Regions from separate parts of the Mus musculus genome. Here region 2 is linked to region 1. The links are chromatin contacts, found by Hi-C in ENCODE. All regions are on one chromosome and are shown on one strand. The core of a region is the stretch at or near the end of the contact, and the rest is flanking DNA. Distances in the headings are between cores, read along the strand shown.

Evidence for each region. Hi-C counts contacts between places; a loop is a spot of excess contacts on that map.
Region 2: a map of ES-E14 shows a loop between it and region 1 (17-fold over the local background). The contact joins the promoter of B230323A14Rik here to the promoter of Skor1 in region 1. A Hi-C loop is called at or near these places in 2 of 37 maps with a recorded cell type or tissue (ES-E14 and left cerebral cortex).

Annotation. Positions count from the first base shown.
Region 1 is chr9:63,144,129-63,149,589 of GRCm38, forward strand. It overlaps Skor1 (SKI family transcriptional corepressor 1), which reads right to left and starts at 2,852. Exons shown (of 9, transcript NM_172446.3): 1 at 2,679-2,852; 2 at 254-2,450. The coding sequence starts at 2,785.
Region 2 is chr9:69,758,725-69,764,185 of GRCm38, forward strand. It overlaps B230323A14Rik (RIKEN cDNA B230323A14 gene), which reads left to right and starts at 2,422. Exons shown (of 5, transcript NR_040765.1): 1 at 2,422-2,488. It overlaps Foxb1 (forkhead box B1), which reads right to left and starts at 2,216. Exons shown (of 2, transcript NM_022378.3): 1 at 1,824-2,216; 2 at 1-1,576. The coding sequence starts at 1,522. The coding sequence ends at 545.

The DNA.
Region 1 (5,461 bases), core at 1,602-4,101:
AATCCAAAATCGCACTCGCTGTTTCTCAGGCCAGTCCCCCGGATTTTCCGAATCCCTCAGCCCTGCGTCCCTCCCAGCGAGCCCAATGCCACAGCGCGCCCCCGGCTGGGGCTGCGAAGAGCAGCTGGGACCTGCTGCTCGTCCGCCACAACAGAACAGAATCCCAGTTCCCACACCTGGCCCGCAGCGGCTGTGTACGAGGGCAGAATGGCGTAAGGGAGGAGGCGCCACCGGCGAGGTGCACCAGGCTCACCTTGGCCGCCCCGGGGCCTCCCAGGGGCCCGCAAGGCTCTCGCAGCTCATAGCCGCCGCTTGGTGGACTCCGCTCAGTTCTCCGCACCACATCATCGGCCACCAGGTCCCCGAATGCGGATCTGATAGCGGGCGGTGGCCCAAGGCGGCGGCGAGGGCGAGGACTATCGCCATCCGCAGAGTCTGTGGGGCCGTCGGCGCCTGAGGATGTAACAGATGGGGGCCCAGCAGGCTGGTCGCCGTCTGGGCCACCTCCCGTGCTGGGTGCCCTGGGCTCGGTGTCGTCCTGGGCTCCCTCCTCGTCGGGGAAGCGGTTGGACTCTACGTCCACCTCCGGTTCGTCCGCGGTGTCCACGTCGGGCGAGGCAGAATGATAGCTGGAGCTGCCCTCGCTCAGAAAGTCCGGGCTCACGTAGCCCCCTCCGGTCCCGGTGCCGGGCACTGGCCCGCGAGCAGGTCCGGAGCCATAGGCCTCGCGCGCGCTGCCGTAGAGCTTAGCGATGCTCTCTGCATCCTTAACTACGGGTCGGAAGGCTGACACGTAGGAGCTTTTGCGAGCAGGTGGCGGTGGCGGAGGGGGCAGGGGACCCAGAGACGGTGGCAGCGCCTCGTCCGCACCGTCCTCGTCCAGGGGCCCGCGGGATAGAGCGCTCGGGCAGCGCTCCTCCGTACCGAGGCTGCCCTCTTTAGCTGGCTCGGCACCGTCCAAAGACTCAGGACCGCCCCCGCCAGCCGCCGCCGCCGCTGCAGCAGCAGCCGCAGCCACCGCGGCCGCTACGGCCTTAGCTTGGCTCTGAGCGGCCGGGTAAGGAGGCACCGGGAGGCTCCCGGCTGCTGGCCAGAACATGGGAAACGTCGGGTATACAGTGGCGGCGGCAGCTGCGGCAGCTACCGCCGCTGCGTCCTTGGCTGCGCCGGAAGGTTGATGTCCCCAGAACATTGTGCCGCCACCAGGGCCGGGCCCTGCTCCTGGGGGCAAGTGGCCAGCTCCCGGGCCACCCGCACCCGCGGCGGTGCCAGCGCCCCCACTGCTCCCGGTGCCAGGGCCTCCCTTGGGTTCTCCGGCGACCAACACTGGGTCGTCCTTTTTGGGACATAGGCCGAATGCTGTGGGGAAACCGTAAGGATGCGGGAAAAGAGGCGGGGGCAGCTTTTGCAAGAGGCCAAAACCTTTGCTGGGCACTGGAATCACCGGGTAGCTGCGAACCCCTGCGCTGCCCCCAGGTCCTCCAGGTCCTGCAGGGCCACTAGCTGCCGCCGCCAGGCCAAGTGCGCGCTGCGGATGCGGTGGAGGTGGCCCGGGAGGCCCAGCCGCCTCGTCTTCACCGCAGCGCAGACTTTTGTGGGGCGGTGGGCCTGGGGCCATCTCTGAGCCGCACCCTGGACCGCCACCGCCACCAGCGCCGCCCTTCCCTGCACCACCAGACCCGCTATTAGCGCCGCCTCCGCCGCCCCCTTGCAGGGAGAAGGTCCGCTTGCGCGTACCGCCATTAAACATAGCCTTGACGTCCTCCCAAGCGTGGCTCAGTTCGTCGGTGGCCGACTTGTCACTGAGTTTGAGGTGCCGACGCCACGAGTTAAAGTTGGCGGCGTCGGGCTGAGTGTACTTGGCGTCGGGTGTGCGGTGCGAATGGAAGATGAACTTGTTGGGAGAGAAATACATACTGCAGTAGCCGCACTTGATGCACTTAGCACGAGAGCTGTTGTAACGGGCAGGGATGAAGCTGCCCCGAGAGCCCCATGCGCACTCGTGCACCACGTCAAAGGCGAAGTTCTCAGGCAGTTTGGGGGGCTTGTGCTCGCCCAGGAACGACTTGCACAGGCGTTCGGCCTCTCGTTTTGTGATCATACCACAGCGGCGAGAGGAGATGGGCATGGCCCCGGCCCGACGCAGTATCTCCAGCTGCACCGGCGTGCATTGCACGCATGTGATGCCCAGGGCCACGCGGCGGTTGTGGATCTCATTGTAGCTGTAGTTTTTGAGCAGGGTGTTGGAGATCTGGGCTAGGCACAGGCGCTCCTGCCCATCAATGACCAGCGACACGATGGGTACCCCGTACAGCGACGTCTCGCCCACCTGGTTGGGTTTAAGGGCGCTGGATCCCGAGTAGGGCTGCAGCTCTTGCTTGGAGTTGGGAGAGGAGCTGCCCTCGCGTCCCGGCCCCAGCTGAGTGGTGAGAGCCTCCATGCCGCCGCTCCTGCGAAACAGAGAGAGCAGAGAGCAGATGAGCCATTTTTTTAGCGCCGCTACCTAGGTTCAGGCCCGCCCAGCGGGGCGCAACGTGTGGGGTGCGAGGGGGTTACTTGGCAGTGGGGAGCTCAAGCTCATTCGTCCCACGGACTGGCCCCTTTTGTTATTCAGACCAGCTTCTGAGCTGAAACAAAAGCACCCGGGGGGCTAAGGGAGGAAAAGGGAAAATCGAAACCTCAGGAAAGCCCCGGCTGCCAGGAAACCAATCCTGTTTTCAGATTGGAAAGGAAGTGGGACCCAGAGACGGAGAGTGACTTGCCCAAGGCCACACAGCAATGCCATAGCCAAATCCAGGCTTTCCAGCCGGCACTCAGGTTTGCGTGCCTTCAGCTACCTCACAGCTCGCCCTGCCCGCCAGGGTCCTGAAGCCCGGACTTCAGGGACCAGCGGCCCCTCTGCTCAGTCGCGCATGCACGCGTGCGGGCGGGGGCAGTGAAGGGAGAGGTGGGGAGGCGAAGGAGGGGCACTCACTGCCCATCACAAACTGCAGGATGTAGGGGTGGGGGCAGGGAGAAGGGGGAGGGATGGAGGTTGAAGGAGGAGGATAGAAGGAAGAGGAGGAGGCCACTGCTGTTCGCGGTGCTGAACCCTACCCTTTCCAAAGCTTGTCGCGTGCACCACGACCTCGGGTGGCCCCCAATGCACCTATCTTCGTGGTGACCGGCTTCCAGGGACAACAGTACCGGTTTGCACAAACCTGTACTTCTCTTCTGACTCCTTGAGCCCGGTGTTCCTTGAGCAGAAAGAGTCCAGCTGGGTTTACAAAACGCTTTCTTGCCAGCCATCAGTTAGGCCGGGATCACGCAGTCTCTAACCACATTTTCTGCATTTTTTAGCTGCATTCCAGACTAAAGCCGGCTCCCCTCTTGTCAGCGCTTGGGACAGAGAGGTTCTCACAGGCGTTTCTCTGGAGTCACTTTTTAGCTTTGGAAACATGCCCCTGAGCTTTCTGTCCTCTTCCACACAGCTTTTCTTACTCAGACCCAACACAGGCTCCCCAGGCTCTGGGCTGCTCCTTTTGTGGGGGTGACTCCTCTTTGAGTATCCTTCATGCCCCGACATCAGCTCAGATGGGCTAGAAGGAATCTTGGCCACTCTTGGAAGCCACTGTAAAACTCCAAGCACTAAAAAGTTGCTGCTGGTCCCTCGCTTTGATCTCTGGAGAAGGCAGAGAGGAAGCTGTATCCACAGTCTAGCCTGGTGGAGGACCCAGGAATTGATGTTTAGGGCCTTCTAGGTCGCCCAGTCACCTCACGTGTCTTCAGACACTCAGGGCTCCATGGACCCAATGCTGGGCGGCAGGCGCTCTTGCCGCCAATCTAGTCCCTAGGACTCCCTCCTCCGAACTTGGCTGGAAAAGCAAATCCATTTCAGAGGGGTAGCTTCACTCTAACAGGGATCCGAATTCCAAAGCTAAGAACCTGGCATCTTTGGTCTGCAGGTATCTTTCCCTCCCTCTGTTTGCTTAGATACTTATTTGTCGATCTTATCTGTCCCTGAGCTGTCTGTCGCTGCCAGCTCACCGCTCTTTCTCCCATCTATCTTGTATCTTGTTCAAGTATCAACCTATTTATTATCTGTTTCATCTCTTCCAGTCAAACTGAGGCAAGTTGATCCTCCCTTGTCACTGAAATCCCCAGTAACATTTTAGGAGGCAAGCAAACTACTGTGCTAACTCCCTGGCTGAGGGGTCAACAAGGCGAGCTAGGTGTCCCAGGGACGGCTCTCACACAGGCTGAGGAGGTGGCTAAGGGGGCCCGCAGCTGTGGGAAATGACGATGGCTTCTGGGATTTCTGGGCAAATGTACCGGGCCCGCATAGAGTGAAGAGGACACCCTGAGCCTGGAGCGTCCACCTGAAGCTGGGGCTCCTGAGTCCCCAAGGGGTTTTCCCAAAGGGCTTTTGGCCTTGGAGCCCGGAGAAGTGAGGGACCCTAGGAAGGAAACAGCATTTCGAGGGCCAAAGAAGAAAGCACCAACGAAGGGCCGCACTCAGGGACAAGGAGCAGTGCTCAGGGCGGCATGGGGACCCCCTGGCCCGCTCCTGTGGCTCGAGGGGCGAGCCTAGCGAGGTTAAGCAGGCGGGAGGTGGGCAGCGGTGGCAGCGAGGCTGTGGAGTCGTTTGTTAGGATAGGAAACAACCGCCACAGAGTCTAAAGGAGAAGTCAACGAAAGAAGCGCTGCGGCGGCCGGCGCGGGGGCTGTGGGCTCGCGATCGCAGGTACTCACCGTGCGGGCGGCTGGAGCCGGGCAAGCGGCGAGCGGAGGTGCGCGGCGGGCGGAGCGGCGGGCGGGAGTCGGGGATCCGCCGGGCTCTCCGGGTGACGGCGCGGCCCCTCCCCGCGCGCGCGCACAGCCGCGCAACCCCGCTCCCCGCGCTGCCACCCGCGGCCCCTCCCGCTCTCAACAGGCACGGGGCGCCAGGGTCCCCGGAACGGAGCCCGGTGCCCGGAACCGCCGCCCCCGAGGCCGGGGACTGGCCCGAAGAAGAAGCCGAAGCCTAGAGCTCATGGCGCAGCGGCGGGCACGGCCTCGGTCACAGGCGGGAGTGGCGAGGCCGGCGCTGGGCGGGAGCGCCTGACAGCTGCGAGCCGGGGCGCCACACCCACCACCCCTCGCTGTCCCTCGCGCCCTCCCCGGGTGCGCCCGCCCGCGGGCCACGCGCCGCGCCCGCCGCCTCTCCGCAGCCCCAGGGCCTGTGCGCCCCAGGTAAGCGGCCGCCCACCTGCGGCCCGCGGCTCGCACCTGCGGCCCTGCGCGAGCCAGAGAGGCCGAGTGGGCGGAAGGGATGGAGGGGATCAGAAAGTCCCCCCCGCCCCCCATAACCAAGCGCTAGGGTCCAAAGCTAGCCATTGCCACCGAGGGCCCGAAGCCGGGCTGGGTGGTGGAGTTGAGGGTTACTCAAAAGAAAGGGGAGTAGGGAGGGTCACATCGCGCTCCCGCTGCAAGGACAGTGGAA
Region 2 (5,461 bases), core at 1,172-3,671, 6.6 Mb after region 1:
GTTGGTCTTGTGGCCACAGATTTTCAGGACCTAAGAAGATCCGGCCCTCTTAGTGCGGCTGCAGCCTCGGCGGGCTTCTGCTCCCGGGCAGTGTCTCTGGTCTTGAAATTGCGCAGAGTCCAGAGCTATGCCTCTCCAAGCTCAGAAGACGAGTAGTTTTGTTGTTTTGTTTTGTTTTGTTTTGTTTTGTTTTGTTTTGTTTTGTTTTGTTTTGTTTCTGTTTTCTCCGAGCAGGAGGGAGTCAGGGTGTTCTGCCTGTTGGATGGGAGTGCATTTCAGGGTCCCAGGAGGGACCGCTTGGCTTGGATTAGCCCCTGTTTTCTCTGGTGCCCTAGAGGGACCGAAGACAACTTTCACACGCCTTCCGGCAAGTTTGTGGTTTGTCTTCTGGTTCCAAAACCAAAAGTTCTTCTAAGAGCGAGGACTGAAGAAGGTAGAATGGGCAAGTCGGGGTGGCGGTTTTAGGTCGCGGAGGGCTGGACCCGGAGCAGGGAAGTGTTGAGAGGGGTGGTGTGGACCAAGACGGAGCCCCAGCTTCCTTGGGTCAGTGCACGGCCACCGAGTGCAAGGCGGAGGCCGGGCTGGTGAGTGTCTCGCTAGGGGTGGCGGGGCTGCTTTGGCTGGTGGCTGTCTGCGAGGAGGTGGGGCTGAGCGAAGGCGGCGAGTTCGAGAGCAGGGTGGGGATGGGTGCGGGCAGAGCTGGCAGCGCGGGCACTGCGGCCGGCGTGGGCTTGATGGGCACTGGGATGGCGGGCAACGTCTGGCCCGCGGCGTGGCACAGCGGCTTCAGCGGCACTCCATAGGCGCTGTAGTCGCCACTAGTCATGGAGATGGGGGTGGCTGAGTCGATCATACCCGCGGAACCGTACACATGTGGCCATCCAGTGCCCAGAGAGCTGCCCATGGTAGTTAACTGGTTAGGGAGAGGATAGGCAGCCGGAACCGGCTGCATGGCAGAGAAGGCCAGCCCCCCAGGCATCTTGTACTCCCTAGCGATGATGTTCTCGATAGCAAAGGGATGCTTGAAGCCGGAAGGCTGCGCCACACCGCCCAGGTTGTACGCAGCGGCCGGCATCTGCGGCAGATGCGTGCCCGAGGCGGCCAGCGCGCTGAGCCGCAGCTTAGCCTGCTGCTGGAGGTACTGCGCGGCGTCCGCCGGCTTGCTGGGCGCCAGGTGGTCTGACTTGAGCACCTTGAAGCGCTTGCGACGCCGCAGGAAGCTCCCGTTCTCGAACATGTCCCCGCAGCTGGGATGCAGCGCCCAGAAGCTGCCCTTGCCCGGCTGGTCTGGCCGCCTCGGGATCTTGATGAAGCAATCGTTGAAGGAGAGATTGTGGCGCAGGCTGTTCTGCCAGCGCTGCGTGTTCTCCCGGTAGTAGGGGAAGCGGTCCATGATGAACTTGTAGATCTCGCTGAGCGGCAGCATCTTCTCCGGAGAGCTCTGGATGGCCATGGCGGTCAGCGAGATGTATGAGTAGGGCGGCTTCTGGTCGCTGTACGTGTTGCGGCCCGGCCGAGGCATCTTCTTGCTTGGCCACTTGCTCAGGGTCCGCGCGGCCCGGAGGACTGGTCGAATCTGAGAAGGGGGGAGGTGATGGAGAAGGGCAGCATAGGTGCAGAGACACTGGCGAGGTCACTCAGGCCGAGTCACAGATATAGGGGGTGGGGAAGAGGGGATTCGGGTGCCAGCAACTTTGCGCACCAAACTGGGTAAGACTCAGCTAGGGGAAGTGGAGAGGGGAAGACCGAGAGCAGCAGAGAGGTTTGCAGGAAAGTAGGTAGGACCTGGATTCAGGGGAGGGGACAGAGAGATAGATGCTCACCTTAAAGTTGTTCCAAGTTGCCGGTCCGCATCCGGGATGGCGTGGCTGGTGGCCGAGTCCCTCCCTGCGCGCGACCGGAGCGCAGCGTCGGGGAGCAGTGAGACTCGCTGCCAGCTAGGCTTGGACTCAGCCCGGTAGAGCTCCTCTCCGCGGGCTGCGCAGCGCGCTCGTGGGTCGTGCGCCCTGCTGGGAGACCGAACTCGGCTGCGGAGTGCCCGTGAGGACAGTGGCAGACGCCGCCTCAGGGATCCAGAGGACGCTGCTGTGGTGTTCGTGGTTCCGCTGAGCTAGGTGGCTGCCTCCATGTCCACCCTCGAACCATCTGATAGTTTTAAGCGGTGACAGGAGCAGAAAAGACCCCTGTAGCGGCGCTTCATTAATGTGCCACTTCTTAGCTATCGTATGACAATCGCCTTGGGAGGAGGAGGAAAAGGAGGGGGAGCGGGGGCTGCAGAGGGAGGGGACTGAGGGAGAGGAGAGAGAGCCTGGCCAGCGCTGGTTTCTTTCACACCTATTTACATGGACACCTTGGCCAATAGGAATCACTTCCAGCCGAAGACTGGGAGACCGGGAAGAGCCTCTGCCGCCCGCGGGGAGCGGGCAGCGCCTACCGGTGTGCGCAATGGGAAGGTATGAGCGGAGCAGCGCGCGGAGCCGGCTGGCAGGTGACCACTCACTCTGAGCTATCTGCCGCGCCGGTGGTGTTTGACATGGAAATTGCTCGGCTGGGGTATTCTGTTTCCTTTGCTTTGTGTCGGGTTTGTATTGTTAGCTAACTTATAGCACAGGCTTTCTCCTGAAGGGCGACCTTTCTACTTTGGTTGCCACTGCGCGGGGTTGATTGGATGGGTTGTTCAAATGGAAACCTACCTCGCAATCCCACCCCCAGTCCTGCAAGAGGCAGGTAGAAATTTGTCTGTCGCTTTAAAAAGGTGGTAAAGTTAATAGACGCATATAGATAGATATATTTGGACAGCTGGGTGGATAAGTCCGTTTTGAATATATATATATTCAATATATATATATTGGTTGTGAGCCTAGCCTTTAACGGCTGAGCCATCTCTCCAGGCCAAGGTAAGTTTGGGGTTTTTGTTTTTTGTTTTTTGTTCTTTGAAAAGAATGGATGAATGTATTAGGTTCTGCTTTAATACGTTTTTCAGAGATTTAATGGGCACAAGGACGTTCAGGGTAAATTGAGGCAAGGCAGCGTGTGGGCCTGGGGAGGGCGGGAGTTTGTCCAATGTACGCTATGGCTTCCGGGTCTCCTTTTTCCAGGTGCTTGCGAAGTCTGAGGTTTCTTGGAAGTTAGCGGGTCAGCATTTTGCAGACCCCTCCCCCTTTTTACATGGGAATAGTTTCTTTAGAGTTTAGAACTCCATGAAAAGACAAACAGTGCCTGCTGAGACCAGCGAGGTTTTTTTTTTGGGGGGGGGGGGGGCACGTGGCACCAGGCCTGGAGAGAATAGCGGGCTCCTTCGAGTTCATATTTGCCTTGTGAGGATTAAATGAATCATTAGTATCATTATCATCATCATCTTCTTCTTCGTCGTCGCCGTCTTCATCAAACTGTTAGGGAATAAACCGCGACTCAACCCTTCGGCTTGCACGCAATGAGTACAAGCCAGGAGTTCCACGCTTTTCAGCGCTTTCCGGGGGCCTTTGTGGTTTTAAAAAGAACCCCATGCCACTAGGTTAAATACTTAATACCTACAGCCTAACAGAACTGTCTTTAAACTCCGAAAACCTCTTTTTCCTTTTTTCTTTCTTCCTCCCCCTCCCCCATAGGAGCAGACTGATAGTTGTAGTGTGACGTTTGTTACACTTTGAGTGACAGTAGAGCATTAGTCTGTGAATAGCAAGAAAACCTTTCAGCTTCCGAGCGCGCGCACACACACACATACACACACACACACACACACACACACACACACACACACACACACACACATCCCTACTCACATAACTTCATTAACCACAGTTTCGAAGCCGGTCAATAACTCACCAAAACGTAACTTAAACACGACGAATTTAGGAGATTAAACAATTTCATTAATATTGAAATGGCTCTGGCGCCTGGGCTGCTGCGCTTTAGATGCAAGCGCACGTTTTTCAATATTAACAGAGTGCTTGAAGGGAAGACTCAAGTCACCTTCTTAATTCGGGGGAAAAAATAACCAGGAGGAGGGAGGAGGTGCGAGCAGGGGGGTGGGGGTAGAAGCATTGACCCGTCTCTGGGGGCAAGGCTAGAACAGGGCAGATATGTGGATCTCCCTTCTCCAAAGATTAAATCAGTTGGACCCTAGGCCCAGTTTGGGCCAGAGGCAGCCCTACTGGACTGAGCTGCGCGCGCTACAACAACAAACTAAGGTTTGGTGGTGTTTCTGCGCGTGCCCGGGTTAGGCTCCAGGGCCTGCAGTGGGAGGAGCTGGGAGCGCAAAGGGGTGGGGAACCCGAGGGGTGTTTGAAGTGGGATGGAGTTCTGGTTCCTTGCCTTGCTTGCTCTAGATAGAGCTTCGGAGGCACTAAAGCAATCGCGGCTTTAAGCCAAGGTAGGATTGCTCCTGGGTGGAAAGGTGCCGGCTTGGAAGCCCTTGAGTATTTTACAGATTCCCTTTAGCAAACATGTGCAGGGGTTCATACCGAAATGCAAAGATGGATAAAATATTTATGGTGATTGCATCCCAGATGGTAAAAGACCATCGTCCCTACCTCCCCCCCCCCCAGCCCTACCCCCAATGGCAACCAGTAAGATACTTTTCTACCCGGTCTGGGTGAGGAATAGCGTAAGGTTTAACAATTGACATTTTGTTGTCCTGCAAAAGGGGTCTTTGTGTGGTTGTCGAAATCACTGCTCAGAGCAAACAGAAGATTAACTAAATTCTAAAAGTGAAAACGTTCACGGGGGGGGGGGGGACACGGACAAACCCAAAACAATCACTTTAACTTGGAATAAATCTTTGTTCATTTCCCTGGGGAAAGTTGTCACCACTGTGTCCATGCAGTATTACATGTAGGAATTGATGTTTGCCGAATTTTCAGTCTCATTACTTTTGAGAAGGAAGCTGAGGCTCACTGCCCATGTTTAGGGTTAATCAAGTAAACAGAACTTAATCACTTAAGTTTGCTTGTGAGGGGAATGGAGCTGTAGAGGCACATTTAACTCCCGGGCATTGCTGCAAAGTTCTACCTCAGTTCCTGTCAGAGGTCTTCAAAGCCCTAGAGAGGGAGGGTGGAGTTGCAAGCTGTTTACAGCATTTTAAGGATGGTATTATAAAGAGACTGAATGCTTTCCAGAAATCTTGAAAAAGTGCGTCAGTCTTTTGTACAAAACCCAAAGCCAATAGAAGCTTGGTGGAGGTGGGAGGGGGCAACATCCGACCGGGGGGCTTAAGGGGTTGTTGGGAAAACTATATAAAACACACACAAGTCAATTATACCCCATGTGCCAACCAAATGGTGATCCCCTCCAGCACGGACCGTTCATCGACTCGTCAAGCCCACCGCCTACCACCTTTCTCTACTGAAAGTTTGCTAGAGCCTCTTTTCCCATAAGCTGGACCACACACGGCTGCAGATTTTGCAATAATTTATGCTAATTTCCCTCCATAAATCCACAATTCGCTTCAGTGGCACCCGAG